3 separate regions of the Mus musculus genome follow, and regions 2 and 3 are each linked to region 1. Evidence: chromatin loops called from intact Hi-C (ENCODE). Cell type or tissue: heart. All regions are shown on one strand.

Region 1 (5,000 bases):
AGCACGGGGGCCACACTGCAAGGCTGGGGCGCAGTCCTCCGCAGGCTCTCTCCCCCTCCACCCTGGCCGACCAGCTCCAGGGAGAAGGGAGAAGAGACTGACAGCAGTGTGGGTGGTAGAGAGGCAGCAAGGAGGCCTCGAACGGGGGGTCCCACGGGCTCCAAGGACACCCGGCCCAGCTGAGTGCCCTCTGGGACCCTTCGAAGGACAACATGGGAAAACTGTGGCTGGCCACCCACAAGCTTCTGTCTAGAGGTGAGCCCTGTCACTTCTACCAGCAGCTGGGTCTGGAGACCTGAGGTGAGAGGGAAAGGAGTTGGTCTGCATGAAACTGTTGGAGGTGCAGGGTAAAAGGAATGTCTGGTCTCAGCTGGGCAGGGTCATAGGAGTGCACCACGTGAGGCCCATGAAGCTGGACTCTCCCTAGCATGCTTTACTCATCAAACAAGGCACACATGTGTTCATTTACACACAGTTACACTGCAGCAGACCAAGGGGGCAGAGGTCAGGGAATAGTACTACCTGCAACTGGCTGAGTCAGGGGGTAGAGGCCAGGGTGGGGTCCATCCTCCACAGAGATACCGAAATGAAAGAGGAAGTCCAGAGAGGTCTGGGCTGGGAGGGGAAGCAGTCTTAGACTTTGTGAGGACCACGGCCACCACGGCTCACCACTGCTGTGCCTAGGAACCCTTCTCCTTACCTTGTACTCTCACCCGGGGGGTTCCCGCAGCTGCTACCTGGATCTCCCAAGTCCCTGTCCGAGGAGGGTCAGTCATGGTCACCGTCCAGAATTGCCCAAAGCGACGAGTGTGACCCAGAGGACCTATGCCCTCCTCTGGGCCCTGGGACACCCCTTGGATGGGAACAAGACACTGTCACATGAAGTAATTCTTTTCTCTCTGCACAGTCCTTCTCCTGTTCTCCACTCTTGAATCTTCTGTCTGCCTTGAGCCCCACATTAGAATACCTGCAGGGCTCTTGATCCAGAAGCTACTGATGTCCCCGTGCATCCGGACTGTGACCTGCCAGAGCAGACTGTCCACAGAAAACACACACGGCTCCCCAGGGGTGAAGACAGGGGGATCCAGGGGAAGAGTCACCTGGAGATACGATCAGGTCCAAAGGAGAGAAAGAGGGAAAGCATGGAGGGAGGTGGAAGCAAAGGCAGAGGAGGGACATGGGAAGACTGCCTCCCACAGGGAGGATGGATGTCAGCGGGCCCTGCATGGACCAGGGACTGTGCTTGGAGGTGAGGGGTTTAGAATGACGTCATCATTTCTTGTTCCCCCTCCAAAGATGATGAATAGATAGATCTCTGTGAGTTCAAGGCCAGCCTGGTCTACACAGTGAATTCCAAGCTAGCCAGGACTACATAGTGAGACCCTGCCTCAAAAACAAAACTAAAAAACCAACCAAACAAACAAACAACTGATTTCCTATGGCAGCCCTAGAGGCCAGGGTGCAGTTATTGACATGAAAAGAGGGTGGAAGGTAAGAAACCAGGGATGTCTGGGAAGAGAAGAGTCCCTTCCTGACTTCTGTCAGAACTCCTCCTTTGAGAAGAAGCACACAGCACCTCAGACCTCAGCTCTGGCTAAGGGCATGGCCCCCTCTAGCTTCCCCTCACTCACCAGACCAGCCATGCTCTCCCCAACAATGGCAGCCACATCCTGGATGTACTGGTCTTTGGTGAAGATCACCTCTCCCCCTGATGCCCGGGCTATTGCTTCATATGGTTCAAAACGCAGAGGAGACAAGGCCTCTCGCCGTCGTCGACCCCCAGTCCTCGATGGGTCTTCAGTTACTAGAAATGTCACCTGTGGCCAAATGACAACCCAATGCTTGGTGTATCCAGGAAGCTCAGCCTGCATTGTTTTTTTGTTTTTTGTTTTTTTGATTTTTCGAGACAGGGTTTCTCTGTATAGCCCTGGTTGTCCTGGAACTCACTCTGTAGACCAGGCTGGCCTCGAACTCAGAAATCTGACTGCCTCTGCCTCCCAATCAGCCTGCATTGTTAATGAAGGTCCTTCTGCCCCACTTTTTCTAGAGCTGTCTGCCCCCTGGCTGATGCTGATGTGGTGGGTGGGACCTCCCAGTGAAACAGCCCTTGGGAGAGCTCTAACCACACCTCGGAAGGAGTTTCCCAGAGATTCATTTCCTGGCTTTGTTTTAATTCTGTCTTTATACATACTGGCATTTACTTCTTGTGTGTTGTACTAAGGATTAGACCCAGTGCATCAGATTTAGACACCACAGAGCTAGGCCCGCCCTTGTTTGCCTGATGCAGAGGGAAAAGGTCCTTGTGCTCACAGATAAGCTCTGCAGATACCGGGAATGAATGGTTGTCTCCTCAACGGAAGAGATGTCTATCCTCTGGGGAAGTGGGAGTTAAGAGCTTGTGCTCTGTGCTATCTGTAGGGCCAGGCCTCACCGAGTCTTCCAGACTTCGGGGTTTATCTCAGACTCTTCCTCCCTAGGCCTTCCTTATCTTGAGCATTGTTTCCCAGTCTTAAGTAGGAAGTCACATGTCCTTTGCAAAGCTTTACTGTGACAAGTGTTACCAGGAAACCTTTCCCCAGAGTTGCACTGGATATTTAAAATGCCTAAAATAAACCACCCAGGGTCAGATTCTAGATGTTGAACCTTCTTGCTTCACTTGTTTCTGTCTACCCTGGTGACTGCAGAGACCCTCACAACGGGTTCTCTGAATGGCTTATTGGATCCGTTTAATAAGGGCACGGCCTCCCACTCTGTTAAAGATGCGGGGCGGGGGAGGGGGGTGACCTCCCATGAGGCCGCTCTCTTTCCCATACTCAGGTTGCTAGCACTGCGCTCACCCTGCAGCGCCTCTCCCGAGTCAGGGATTCCACCCGGTTGGTAAGAAGAGCATCCTTGGGTGAGGCATCAGTGAAGACAAAGATGTCAGAGAGGGGAGGGGTGTGCAACAGGGCTAGCTGGCCAGGAGAAAAAAAGGCTCATGTTTAAAATGGTGGGCAGCAGGGTAGAGCCAGGGAGGGCAGAGCGCAAGGGAGCATGACCCTGGAAGGAAGCTGATGGAACCGAGGATAGAGGATGGGAGGATGGTGAGGGGGTTGGGGGAAGAGAAGGGAGCCTTGCTAGCTCTTGGCTCCCCCTGGTGGCGGGGCCTGGAAGGGCAGGATAAGAGGGAAAGGGAGAGGCGGGAGAGGGAAGGAGAGTCAAGACCTCCAGGGCAGACAGGCACATCTCTGGCTCATCTCCACCCCCCAAGGCATGGATCTCGTTGAGTTTCTGCCAAAAGCTGTCCGGGTCGCTGGTTGTAAAGACGGGGCCAAACCCTGGGCAAGAGGAAAGGAAGGTCAGGTGGATGAGGAGAATAGAGGCCATGAGGGAGCTGTGAGCCTCTACCCCGAGGTGGATACCAATACGGAACACCAAAACCCAGGTCCTCTGCATGAGTAGCAAGTACTCTTAGCTGCTGAACCATTTCTCCAGTCCTCACCTTTAAAATGTAATGAGAGAAAAGGATAGAACTCACCTGAGAGGCTCCTTGGGAGAACTGAATGAGCCCTGCATTTGTAAACGCCCGGACACGGTACTATGAGGTTATTGACGCATGTGTCCACAAGCACACACTAAGTCCCTACTTAATATCAGACACTACCCCCTGCAGGAGTTCTCCATCCAGGAGGATTAAACCAGGCATGCACGCACTGGCCGTTTTATAGAGGCTATAGCACAGAAGGATTAGATGGCCAGCCCAAGGGTGCAGTAAGACCAGTAGAGCCAGGCCAGGTAAGCTGACTTTGGGCTCAGTGGGAAGATGTAGGAGTGGTACTCTCTAACCTCCCCATACACCTTCATCTTATCTCTGACCTCAGCAGCAGCCTGGGGAGCCGGCTCAGCAGGTAAGAGTGTCGCTGCCCTGGGGCAAGGACCTGAGTTCCACTCCATATTGGGTGACTCGGGACCACCAACTCCGGTTCCTGGGGATCTGACACCCTTTCCTGTCCTTCATACGTGTGCATACGCAGACCAACATGAAAGCGAAACAGCCACCCATGGTTTAAAACAAAATGAACCCAAAAGGCATATTCTATTAGCACAGAAGTCTAAGGAAGCCAGAGGCAGGTGCCTAAGCAGGCACTGGACTTGTGAAACCGCCCCCTACCATTTTAGAGATAGCAGAAGCAGCTTATTGTCTACATGGACACAGGTACCCAGTAGAGGCTCACTCAGGACAACAGGTAGAATGGCCCTGAGGCCCACCTCCTCACCAGAGGGAGGTCTCCAGCCTCTGTCCTGGGCCCTCCTTCCCACCATCATCCCTGTAGACCACCGCTACCTGGGTCGTGGAAGGGCACTAGGATATAGAAAACAGGCTCCATGGGGCTGCCTTGACGCTGCTCCACAATGCGGCGAGCCTGGATCTTGGCTGCGTTGATTTCCTCGCCCATACTGCCTGTGGTGTCCAGGACAAAGCTCAGGCTGGAAGCTGGGGTGATGTCCAGCAGCCTGTGGTTCAAGTCAGAGGAGCAGTGAAGTTTCCGCATTCGTCCCCAATGCCTCAGTTCCCGCAGGCAGGAGCACCGACCCATCAGGGAACCTGACTCCACGAGGCCACCCACCTGGAGAAAGCCTTGTCGCCCAGGCGGCTTCGCAGGAGGCTGAAGGCCTCGATGGAGGCCAGGAGTGCCACTTCTGCAGCCTGGAGGTGCAGCTTATGGTGCGGGGAGAAACTTGGGGATGTGCTGTCCTTGTTGATGCCTCCCCGGGGTGGCTGGGAGCTGCTCTGGTCAAAATGGCCCCCATGGCTACATTTCCCTAGATTAAGGGAAGAGATCTGGCACGTAAGAGTCAAAGGCTCGGTGCCTACTAAAGACTGTGGGGACCCTTTCTGACCTGGTTTGATTTTTCCACCCCTCAGCACGATAGCATCAGCACTTAGTGACATTCTGTGTGCATCTAGAGTGGTCAGAGTCTTTCTCTGTATCCATTCCCCAACACTGCCCAGGCAACAG
Region 2 (5,000 bases), 67 kb before region 1:
GACTGTCCTCAGTTACTCCCTACAGGGCCCAGCCCCAAACTACGTCTGCAAAAAGTGCTTAACGCTTATCCAGTCACAGATACAAACCAGGCTCCTCTCTACCTACCTCGGAGGCAGGCCACCCCTGCAAGTAGCAGCAGCAATGTCCCGGCATAGTGAGAAAATGGCACCACTTTGGACAAACTCAAGTAACCTGGGAGGGAAGAGGGACAGTTATGAGACGCTCTCACAGGACCTCTGAGTGGTTCTCCCAGCTTGCCCACAACCTCTACCCACACTCTGTCTTTGGGTTAGCCATTCTATCAGACCAGCAATTCTCAACCTGTGCATTGGGAACCCTTTGGCAAACCTGTATCTCCAAAAAATATTTATATCATGAACCATAACAGTAGCAAAATCACAGTTATCCAGTAGCAACGACATGATGTTATGGTTTTGCGGGGGGGGGGGGGGTGTCACCACGACATGTGGAACTGTGTTAAAGGGTCGCAGCACTGGGAAGGTTGAGAACCACCAGCTTATAGGGCAAGACTCCTGGTAGAAGAGGGAAGTCAAATATGCCGTTCTCACAGGATCACCCCCTTTCTCTTCGGGGAGTAGATTCACTGGCCAATGACCTGCCCGGTTTGTCCCCACCCACACACGCCCCACCACCACCTTTGGAACCACACTGACCTTTCCTGTATAAGTAGAAGAAGGCGAAGGGAGAGGAGTAATAAGAGATGGACCAGAAGACTGAAGCCTGCAGCAGAGACACAGACAGGCGATCAATACGCCTGTGCACACACACGCTGTTCTGCCCTCTCCGGGCCTGGCTCTGACACCGTGCACACAGTAGGGACCCAAATATTTGTTGCCTCATAGTGTGTCAGAGTACAGTAACGGAGACTGACACAGATTCATGGCGTTGAAAACACCAGCCTCTCTGTCTACTCAAGTTAATCAAGCCTTCCCAGTTGGCCCCACTCAAGAGAGTCCCAGGTTTTGTCCCCAAGAGATGTGAGAACATCACCATAGGAACTCTGCCAGGGAGAACAGCTGTCTCTGCAGCCACAGAAGTTAGTTGCCAGGGAGGATAGGTCACTAGGGACTGCAAGACTCAGAGACCTGCAGCCGATCCCAAAGGTAAATTTGTTATCCTTAGGGCTCAAACTGCTCTGGAAAAAGCTTATGGTACACAAAGGGGACTTCCTAAGGGAGAATGCCAACGGTAGGCACTTGGGATACGCTGGTCCTCTGTGCAAGCTCTGCTGTACAGGGCCCAGAGCACCCCTCACCTCCTGGGGTGTTGCCTTCTCCAGGGCTGGGTTTGACTGGCAGATGCTGGGACTGACTTACCAGTGCCAGGATGCTGTCTGCATGTTTCTCCAGGGCCCGAGGCTGATAATACGTATCCTGCCAAAACAGATGGCCTGTTAAGGACCTTGCCAGCTGACAGGCCCTTCCTCCCTTCCAGAAGCCCTAACCTGTGTCACCTGGTTCTAGCCTCTGTGGCCATTTCTCCTGGGATACTCCTGTTTCTGCTGAAGCTTCAACTCCCCCCCCCTGACATTTCACCCCTCACCCTGAAAGCAATCACGGGGTGCTAGGCTTGGAAGCAAAAGTGAAAGCAGCATTTGGAAAACCGGTCCTTTTTTTCCCCTGAAACTCCATACAGATATGATTGTGTCACTATGGGGAGAGGAGTAAAATTGAAAATGAGAGACTCCATGACAATTCTAAGAGGGAAGGAATAGCATTTGATGTAAGTCGATTCCGGGAAAAATGTCGCTAAGTGTGGGCACTTCGGAAAGCCTCCTAAACATAATTTGCAACCAATAAAAACAAAAACATTTTGGAGAGCAAACTACCACCCTGAATGCAAGACCCTGGTTTTCAGGCTAGGTTTGGGGGCACAAGGCGCACAAGTAAATACATGACATGAAGTCATTTTTGAAACTGAAAAGTCAGGTTAAAGAGAAAGTCAACAGATCCTGGGAGAAATTGGGAGTAGGTGGGCAAAAGCCAGTGCGCGCAGGGGACTCCAAACTCAACTGGGACCAGCCATTCGGGGGACGCGGAGGGGGAAAAAAAAAAGCAAGCGTGGTGGTGGGTGTGAGGAAGAGTTCCTCCAAAGCCGTAAAGAGAGGCGGCGGCTGGGCCCTGCGTGACTGGGAGGGGGCCGGGAAGCGCCCGCAGGCGGACTGCGTGCGCGACCGCCACTTGACAAGCGGGCTCCCCCGTTTCCCACAGTGGGCGCGCCGGGCGAGCGCAGCGCAGCGCGGTCTGGACCATACCATGCTCTCCGCCGGGGGGAACCCGACTCACCCAGGAGCTGGACGAGGCGGCGGGGACGGCAGTGGGAGTCTCGGGGACGCTGGACGCGGCCCGGTCCGTGTCCCTCTCCCGGTAGATCTTGTAGAGCCGGGGGCCGAGGACGCAGCTCAGGAGCTTCGCCATAGCCCCGGCTCGGGCCGCTGTCCCTCGGCCTCAGGTCCCCGCCGGCCCCGCCCGTAGTCTCCTGGGCGCTGCGTGCGTGCCTGTGTGCGTGCGTGACGTCAGCACGTATCCGCTCGCCCCGTGGCAGGGTCCAGCCTGACGTTCTCGCCACGAGAGGAGTGTTCAGCGCAGTGGGCGACGGTCTACAGTTAGTTAGAGCTGTTCTGAATAGAGAAACTTAAGAAAATGAATGCCCCAGGTGGTTACTTTTTTTTTTTTAAAGATTTCTTTATTTATTATGTGAGTACACTGTTACTGTCTAGAGACACACCAGAAGAGGGCATCAGATCTCATTACAGATGGTTGTGAACCACCATGTGGTTGCTGGGATTTGAACTCATGATCTTCGGAAGCGCAGTCAATGCTCTTAACCGCTGAGCATTTCTCCAGCCCCCACATTTTTTTTTTGGTTTTTCGAGACAGGGTTTCTCTGTGTAGCCCTGGCTGTCCTGGAACTCACTCTGTAGACCAGGCTGGCCTCGAACTCAGAAATCTACCTGCCTCTGCCTCCCCAGTGCTGGGATTAAAGGCGTGCACTACCACGCCTGGCTTCACTTTTTTTTTTTTTTTAAACCCTATCCCTTAATGTCAGCATGTTCTGGAACGATCACTGGGTGAGAGTAGGAGCATTTGACAAGAACTTCAAGAAAAGAGGCTAGTGTCTGGATTTGTAGCTCAAGTATAGAAAACTTTGCTTAACATGCTGAAAGCCCTGGGTTACACACACACACACACACACACACACACACACAGATCTAGGGATGTATCCATTAGAAGAAATAGCAGGATTCTTCTGAAGAATTCTATTTAAATTTTTTTTTATTTTATGTATATGAATACACTGTAGCTGTTTTCAGACACACCAGAAGAGGGCGTCTGATCTCATTACAGATGGTTGTGAGCCACCATGTGGTTGCTGCTGGGACTTGAACTTAGGATCTCTGGAAGAGCAGTCAGTGCTCTTAACCACTGAGCCATCTCTCTAACCCAAGAATCTTTTTTTTTTTTTTTTAAGTTTTTGAAAGAAGTAATCTGCCCGATGTAGTGCCACATGCTTTTAATCCCAGCACTTGAGAGACAGAGAGAGATGGGTGTGTTGACAGATTGGCCTCTTGAGTTCCAGGCCACCCTAGTCTACGTATGTAGTGAGTTCCAGGCCACTCAGGGCTATATAGAGAAACCTTGTTCAAAGTGCTAGGATTGGTGGTAAAGGGCTCTGGCTGCTTTTCGAGATGTCCTACATACAATTCTCAGCAACCACATGGTGGCTTACGATCTGATCCCCTCTTCTGGCATGCAGATATACAAGCAGATGGAGTACTTATATATGTAGAAATAAATCTTAAAGTGCTAGGAGTAAAGGCATGCATCACTACCACACCGAATCCCTTCCCCTTTTGTAAAGTTACATTTGTGTGTGTATCCATATATGTACACAGCCTGCATGTCTGAGAGTTTTGGATTAATGCCATTGGCAGAGGAGATTTTAAGGCAGCCTCGTATTGATTCTGTCATGTGCTTGTCAGTGGTCACTCTTTTTTTTTTAATTAATTATTTATTTATTTATTACATGTAAGTACACTGTAGCTGTCTTCAGACACACCAGAGGAGGGCGCCAGATCTCATTACGGATGGTTGTGAGCCACCATGTGGTTGCTGGGATTTGAACTCAGGACCTTCGGAAGAGCAGTCAGTGCTCTTAACCGCTGAGCCATCTCTCCAGCCCGTCAGTGGTCACTCTTAATGCAGACCTACAATGAAAAGGGGCAAGCCATTAAGCAGCACCCTTCCATGGCCTCTGTAGCAGCTTCTGCCTCCAGGTTCCTGATCTGTGTGAGCTCCCATCTTGTGTTTACTGGTGATCCATGATATGAAAGTGTAAGCCCAATAAACTATTTCCTCCCCAAGTTGCTTTGGTCATGGTGTTTCATCAAAGCAATATTAACCCGAACTTAGACACTTTATTAGGACTCTTGGTTTTTGTTTGTTTGTTTTCCAAGATGGAATCTCACTTTGTAGCCCCGGCTGTCCTGGAACTCACTATACATAGATGTGCCCAGGGGTGCCACCAGGCTGGCCTCAAACTCATAGAGGTCCGCCTGCCTGTGCCTCTCGAGGGCTGGGATTAAAGGTGCATGCACCTCACCTGCCTTAGTGAGGGTTTCTATTGCCGTGATGAAACACCATGACGTGAAGCAACTCGAGGAAAAGCTTAACTCCATCTTCCACCGCCACATCACAGTCTGTCACTGAAGGGAGTCAAGGCAGGAGCGCAGGTAAGGCAGGATCCTGGAGGCAGGAGCTGATGCAGAGACCATGGAGGAGTGCTGCTCAGGGGCTTGAGTAAGCACTCTGTGCTTTCTTATACCATTCAGGACGATGTGCCCAGGGGTGCCACCATCCACAGTGAGCCGAACCCTCCTGCATCACCAACCAAGAAAATTCCCTGCAGACTTGCCACAGGCTGATCCTACGGAGGCATTTTCTGGATTAAGATTTGCTCTTCCCTCGGTGTCTTTCTG
Region 3 (5,000 bases), 100 kb before region 1:
GTCCAAGTGTCCAAGTCAGAGGCCCAAGTCCAGCGAGTGACAGACCAGGGCCAGTCCATATCAGTCAGAACTCGAGGTTCATGTACAGTCTTAGATCTCGCTCCCAGGCTCTGCCCTTTTCTTCTTGCCTTCTGTTCTCCCTCTGACTCAGTGTGGCAACTCGAGGGACTCTCTCTCTCCCAGACACAGCCCGGGTATCCCGCGCTGCAAAGTGTGTGACTCGGGGTTGGGGTGGGGATCTATAACCCAATCCTTCCTGGTCCCTCTTGAGGATAGTGGGGATAGGGTTGGCACGGCCTTCACCCCGGGGTCCTAGCCCCATTCCTGGTTCCCAGCCACCTCTCAGCAGTAGCCTGAAGCCAGGACTGGAAGTGGGCACCCCAAGGGGAAGGTTGGAGGGCTGGGGTCTCCTGGACAGTGACAGCAGGTGAGCAGTAGATGTGTGGTGGTTGGAGTCTTCAAAGTGGGCACCACAGTCCTCACAGAACTGGGACGAGGAGGGGGTAGATCTGCAGAGAAAGAAATATGTTATAGGGGAGGAAAAAAAAAGATGAACAGAGCCTCAAGTTGTTCAGGCACCAGGCAGAGCAGAGCAAAGTACTTTTTGCCTTTCTCCCAATGTCAGCAGCATCTTTTGGTTGTATCTTGTCTTGGAAAGGGGCCCCAGGGTCTTCCCAGTAGGGAATATTTGGAATACTGTCAGGTAGGCCTCAAGCTCTCAGGAATAATGAGTAGTGCTGGCATTTATAAAGTGCAAACTGTGTGACAAGCACCATCCCATCCTACCCCATCTCTTTCCACATTAACCTACTGTATCTTAACACCCCTTTGAGGAAAAAGTCTTAGCCCCAATTCTCAGACAAGGACTGAGATTTGCAGACTTTAGGCTGGCACTGCAAATAAATGGAACCAAGATTCAAATGCACAAAGACCACGCCCATTGTTACTCTATGACTGAATATGCCAGAGGATGAATAGCCCCCTTTAGCTGCTGTGGGCCCTTAGTATGAGGTGCCCAGGAAAGGAAGAACACAATAAAGATGGGTGTAAGTGAAGGCTCCCTCCTCACCGGTTCTGGTTCTCAGGGCTCCTTGTCTCTCCATGACTCTCTCTGACCATACGGGCTACCTCAGGGAAGCCTGCTTCTTCAGCCAGCTGGGCAGCATCTCTGCCTCCCAGGTCACAGACTCCAACCCAGGCAGCTCCTCGGCCCAGGAGATAGCGCACAGCGGCGCCCTGGCCTGCTCGGGCAGCACACATCAAGGGAGTCCACCAGAAGGCATCACGAGCATTGATATTCCCTCCAGCTCCCCCTGCCTCTTGGGGTTCTAGCAGCCTCCGGAGTTCTGTCAGATCCCCATTCTGGGCTGCCAGCAGGATCCACTGGGCCATCCTGTCTTCATCCTCAAGTGCTCTTCCTTGTCTGGGGACTCCTGCTGCTGCAGGCTCCCTAGTCACTCTTCTTCTCTTCTTCTTCCTCTCCCTCATAGGTTCAGCTCTCTGGGGCTTAGAGGAACTACTGTCATCTGCGATTAGAGCCTCATAGAAAGCCCGGGCAGCAGCCCCGTCCAGGACAGGCTCTGCTTTCTCCTGCTGTGGTTGCTGCTGCCCATCCTTCCAGAGGTCACTGGAGTCAGCCGCTGGGGTAAATTCGATGAAGGATGGCCTAGACATGCCTGTGAGAGAAACAAGAAAATGAAGACTGGGCAAGGCAAGGATGTGACAAGCAAGCGATCCAACCATTCAGGTAGCTATTGTGAAGATGACCAGCACCACCTCTGGGGGCCCGCTGAGATGGGAAAGCAGCCTAGAACTAAAATGGGCCTCCCATCCCAAAACTGACTTCATAGTTAGGATTCTGTGGAGCCCGGGCCTCATGGGTAAAAGGGACCCCAGGAATAACAACAGATCCTGTCACGATGGGATGGGTAAAACAGACCCCAGGAACAACAGATCCTGTCATGATGTTAATAAAATTTCATGAGGGCATAGTAGATATGAATCTGTGTAGAATGCTTGTTTCAAATTTGAGAATTCTAGATTCTATCAATAACACAGAAAAGAAAAAGGGTAACAGGAAAAAAATATTCTACAAGACAGTTGTTAATGGGTTCTGTATTCAACTCCCATCTTCCTACAAACAAAAATGCCAGGCTCTCTCTGAAAACATTCCGCTAACACATACAGGAAATATAAGGTCGACACCCCCCCCCCTTTTTTTTTCGAGACAGGGTTTCTCTGTATAGCCCTGGCTGTCCTGGAACTCACTCTGTAGACCAGACTGGCCTCGATCTCAGAAATCTGCCAGCTTCTGCCTCCCAAGTGCTGGGATTAAAGGCGTGCGCCACCACTGGCCCGCACAGGTCGACCTTTTAAATCTTGCTCGATCTTATCTAGGGGTCCCCTTTTCCCAGATTAAAAACAGGCATGACATTACTCCGGGAGGTTTCTGGGGAAGCTGCATTGTCACTTCTGTACCGCAAAATGTCGCTCTTGTAATCTGTAAGATTGGATACAATCAAATAGCCACAGGGCAGAACGAGGCATGCGCAGGAGCAACAACAACAAAACATCCATAAGGTTCAAGTTTCCCGCGCTAGAACCTTTTCTAGCATCCTCGTAGTAAAGCATCGCGTGCCCAGTAGCGCGAGGACCCAAGGGGGAGCCTGTCGGTTGGGGTCCTGCTTTTACATAACGCCCCCACAATGCCCTTCGCCACCCTCCGCGTTCAGAAAGACTCTGAGGACACAGTGGGGAGACCTGTGGGATGCCGAGGAGCTGTGAGATGAAGTAACATCACGGTTACCCCTCACCACTGCTCTGAGCAGGGTTTGAAGAACAGTCAGGGTCATCAGCACAACTCTCTACCCCAGCTCTGAGGAGATGGAGAAGTACAAAGGGACAAGCGGCGGCAGAATGGCTGGCCCCACCTCAGGTTAGCTCGCAGGGCGGTCCAGGTTCTCACGCAGCGTGCACAGCTCAGCGCATCCCAAGCACACCCGACCTAAGTCCCTCACCACAACTCTGCGCATGCCGGAGCCCGAGCGCACTCTGTCGCGGGCCTGGCGAGAGAACCAGGATCCCGTGGGTTGGCCTGGCACAGGGAAGAGGGAGAAAAAAAAGCAAAGCGGAACGCTGAGGGAGCACCGCAGGGATGACAATCAGCCCGAGGACCTACCCGGCAGCTTAGCGAGCCTAACAAGACTATATTTCCCAGGCTTCCTGGTCGGGAAGACCCCCTGCTCCGCTTCCGCTTCCGGTGGCGCCTCGGTTCGCCCCGCCCCCAGGCGGCTTCCTCTAGGGCCTCGCGGCCCTTAGAGAGTCATGCGCGGGTCCTCTTGGGATTGGTAGTTTGTCTTCCCCTCATTTCGTCAGTTTCTCTCTGCCGACGGGACTACATCTCCCGGCGTCCACGGAGGTAGGGGGCGGTTCTTAGCGCCTGCGCGTTGCCCTTTTCTCACCCAAATCCTCACCAGTTTCCAGTGGCCCCCCCCCTCCCTACTTCGTCTGCTGCGGCCGGGTCGGCTTTTTGCGCTGTAGTGGTCTCTGCGGTTCCTTGGAAGCACAGCTCCCCTTCCCCGCCCCAGTCCCAGTCCCCGTCCGGCCGGTGAGTGTGGGGTTGTCCCCGCGTCGAGTCGCCCGTCCCTGGGCGCGGCACTCTGGTTGGAGCTCCTCGATGTGGGGGCGACGAAGGAAGTGACCGGGTCGGTAGCCGAAGGAGGTCGGGGGCCCTGGGCGAGAGGAGGCGGCTTTTGGGGACGCTCGTGAGACCCACAGAAGTGTGGTGCCTTCGCCAACCCTGCGAGTGCAGGAGAGGCCGGCTCTGTTGGGGAAAATGAACTTCGGAAGCCTTGGGACAGGCGCCAGGAACATGCAGGCACCTGCGGTGGTGGGGAGCCGGAGCCGAGGGCCCTGTCGCGGCTGACATGGAGGGGAGAGGGGCCTGGCTTTGAGGAGCGCCAGGGACGAGGGTCACACTAACAGATCAGGACCTGTCATTTTCTGGAAAGTAGCGAAACTTATTGCCAGCACACTGCAAGGGGGCTGAGGTGAAGGAGAGAAGCTTGGAGATGCTTCAGAGGCCGGGATCCTTCAAGCCTGGCTGGACTCAGATTCTTCCGTTGTTGTGGAGAATGTGTGGGAGGAGGGAAGAGACAAGAAACAGCTTGGTCTCCACTTACTTAACGCTCTTCTTTCACAGCGGACATAAAGATGAGTAGCTCTGAGGAGGTGTCCTGGATTTCCTGGTTCTGTGGGCTCCGTGGTAATGAATTCTTCTGTGAGGTGAGTTTAGGTCGGCCAACTCCACATGCCCTCGATGTTTTATTTTATGTTGTTTGAGAGCAGATTTCGACGGAACTCACTATGCAGCCTAGACTGGCCTTGAACTCCTGGCAGTCCTACTTCCTCAGTCTCCTGAGTGCTAGGATTTCAAGGTTTTGTCAATATGCATGGCTAACAGAGGTACCTCTGGGTGACCACTAGGATAATTAAAATATTTCATGTTAAAGTTGGGTAATGTGCAAAGCCCGGTGGCTTCAGTAGAAAATTACAAATGCCTTTCAGAAACTAAACTGTTTAGCCTTCATGATTCCCAAGTCTTCAACTCAGAGAGTTTGCTATCCCCAAGAAGATGGCAAGTGCGGTTTCTAAAATAAGCTTGTGTCGAAGCTGAATAATGTCTATGTCTTTGCTGGAGATGGTTAGCCTTAAAGAAAGGGCCTGCAGTTTTTATGAGACTTCAGTACCTCTGCAGAATTGGGAATAGGACACGAGAGGTGACTTGGCTGAGGATAAGACATCTCTTGGGCCCAGGTGGAAGATGGGCCTTCCTATATTATTTTCAACCCCTTGGCTTCCCTGTGCCCGTAGGTGGATGAAGACTACATCCAGGACAAATTTAATCTTACTGGACTCAATGAGCAGGTGCCTCACTATCGACAAGCTCTGGACATGATCTTAGACCTGGAACCTGGTAATGTGCCCTTAGGGTTGTTGCT

Evidence for each region. Peaks named below come from ENCODE experiments on the same cell type or tissue, not always from the same donor. Only the 100,000 strongest peaks of a DNase experiment are listed, where the experiment ranks them.
Region 2: a loop joins it to region 1, with 3 times the contacts of the local background. A loop is called at or near these places in 11 of 42 quality-filtered maps.
Region 3: a loop joins it to region 1, with 2.2 times the contacts of the local background. A loop is called at or near these places in 11 of 42 quality-filtered maps.

Annotation. Positions count from the first base shown.
Region 1 is chr17:35,019,465-35,024,464 of GRCm38, reverse strand. It overlaps Vwa7 (von Willebrand factor A domain containing 7), which reads right to left. Exons shown (of 17, transcript NM_138582.1): 6 at 4,608-4,803; 7 at 4,325-4,494; 8 at 3,205-3,317; 9 at 2,838-2,954; 10 at 1,632-1,817; 11 at 968-1,100; 12 at 701-853; 13 at 523-615; 14 at 1-295. Among named protein-coding and RNA genes, the nearest start is that of Vwa7, 5.4 kb to the right of the region's middle. In heart, a CTCF peak has its summit at 2,074; DNase peaks (open chromatin) are centred at 554, 1,024, 2,124, 3,134 and 3 weaker places; H3K4me3 peaks cover 1,633 bases; H3K27ac peaks cover 3,600 bases; H3K27me3 peaks cover 468 bases.
Region 2 is chr17:35,086,764-35,091,763 of GRCm38, reverse strand. It overlaps Abhd16a (abhydrolase domain containing 16A), which reads right to left and starts at 2,473. Exons shown (of 20, transcript NM_178592.3): 1 at 2,308-2,473; 2 at 1,339-1,395; 3 at 676-742; 4 at 107-193. The coding sequence starts at 2,439. In heart, CTCF peaks have their summits at 2,543, 2,743 (motif pointing right) and 3,368 (motif pointing right); DNase peaks (open chromatin) are centred at 993, 1,403 and 2,513; H3K4me3 peaks cover 1,651 bases; H3K27ac peaks cover 1,608 bases.
Region 3 is chr17:35,119,729-35,124,728 of GRCm38, reverse strand. Csnk2b (casein kinase 2, beta polypeptide) reads left to right here and starts at 3,437. Exons shown (of 7, transcript NM_009975.3): 1 at 3,437-3,607; 2 at 4,202-4,284; 3 at 4,873-4,975. The coding sequence starts at 4,213. Gpank1 (G patch domain and ankyrin repeats 1) reads right to left here and starts at 1,777. Exons shown (of 2, transcript NM_032460.2): 1 at 1,070-1,777; 2 at 1-509. The coding sequence starts at 1,743. The coding sequence ends at 65. Gm20522 (predicted gene 20522) reads left to right here. Exons shown (of 3, transcript NR_168268.1): 3 at 1,491-1,994. In heart, CTCF peaks have their summits at 2,464, 3,267 and 4,469; DNase peaks (open chromatin) are centred at 259, 1,257, 2,558 and 3,318; H3K4me3 peaks cover 3,380 bases; H3K27ac peaks cover 2,222 bases.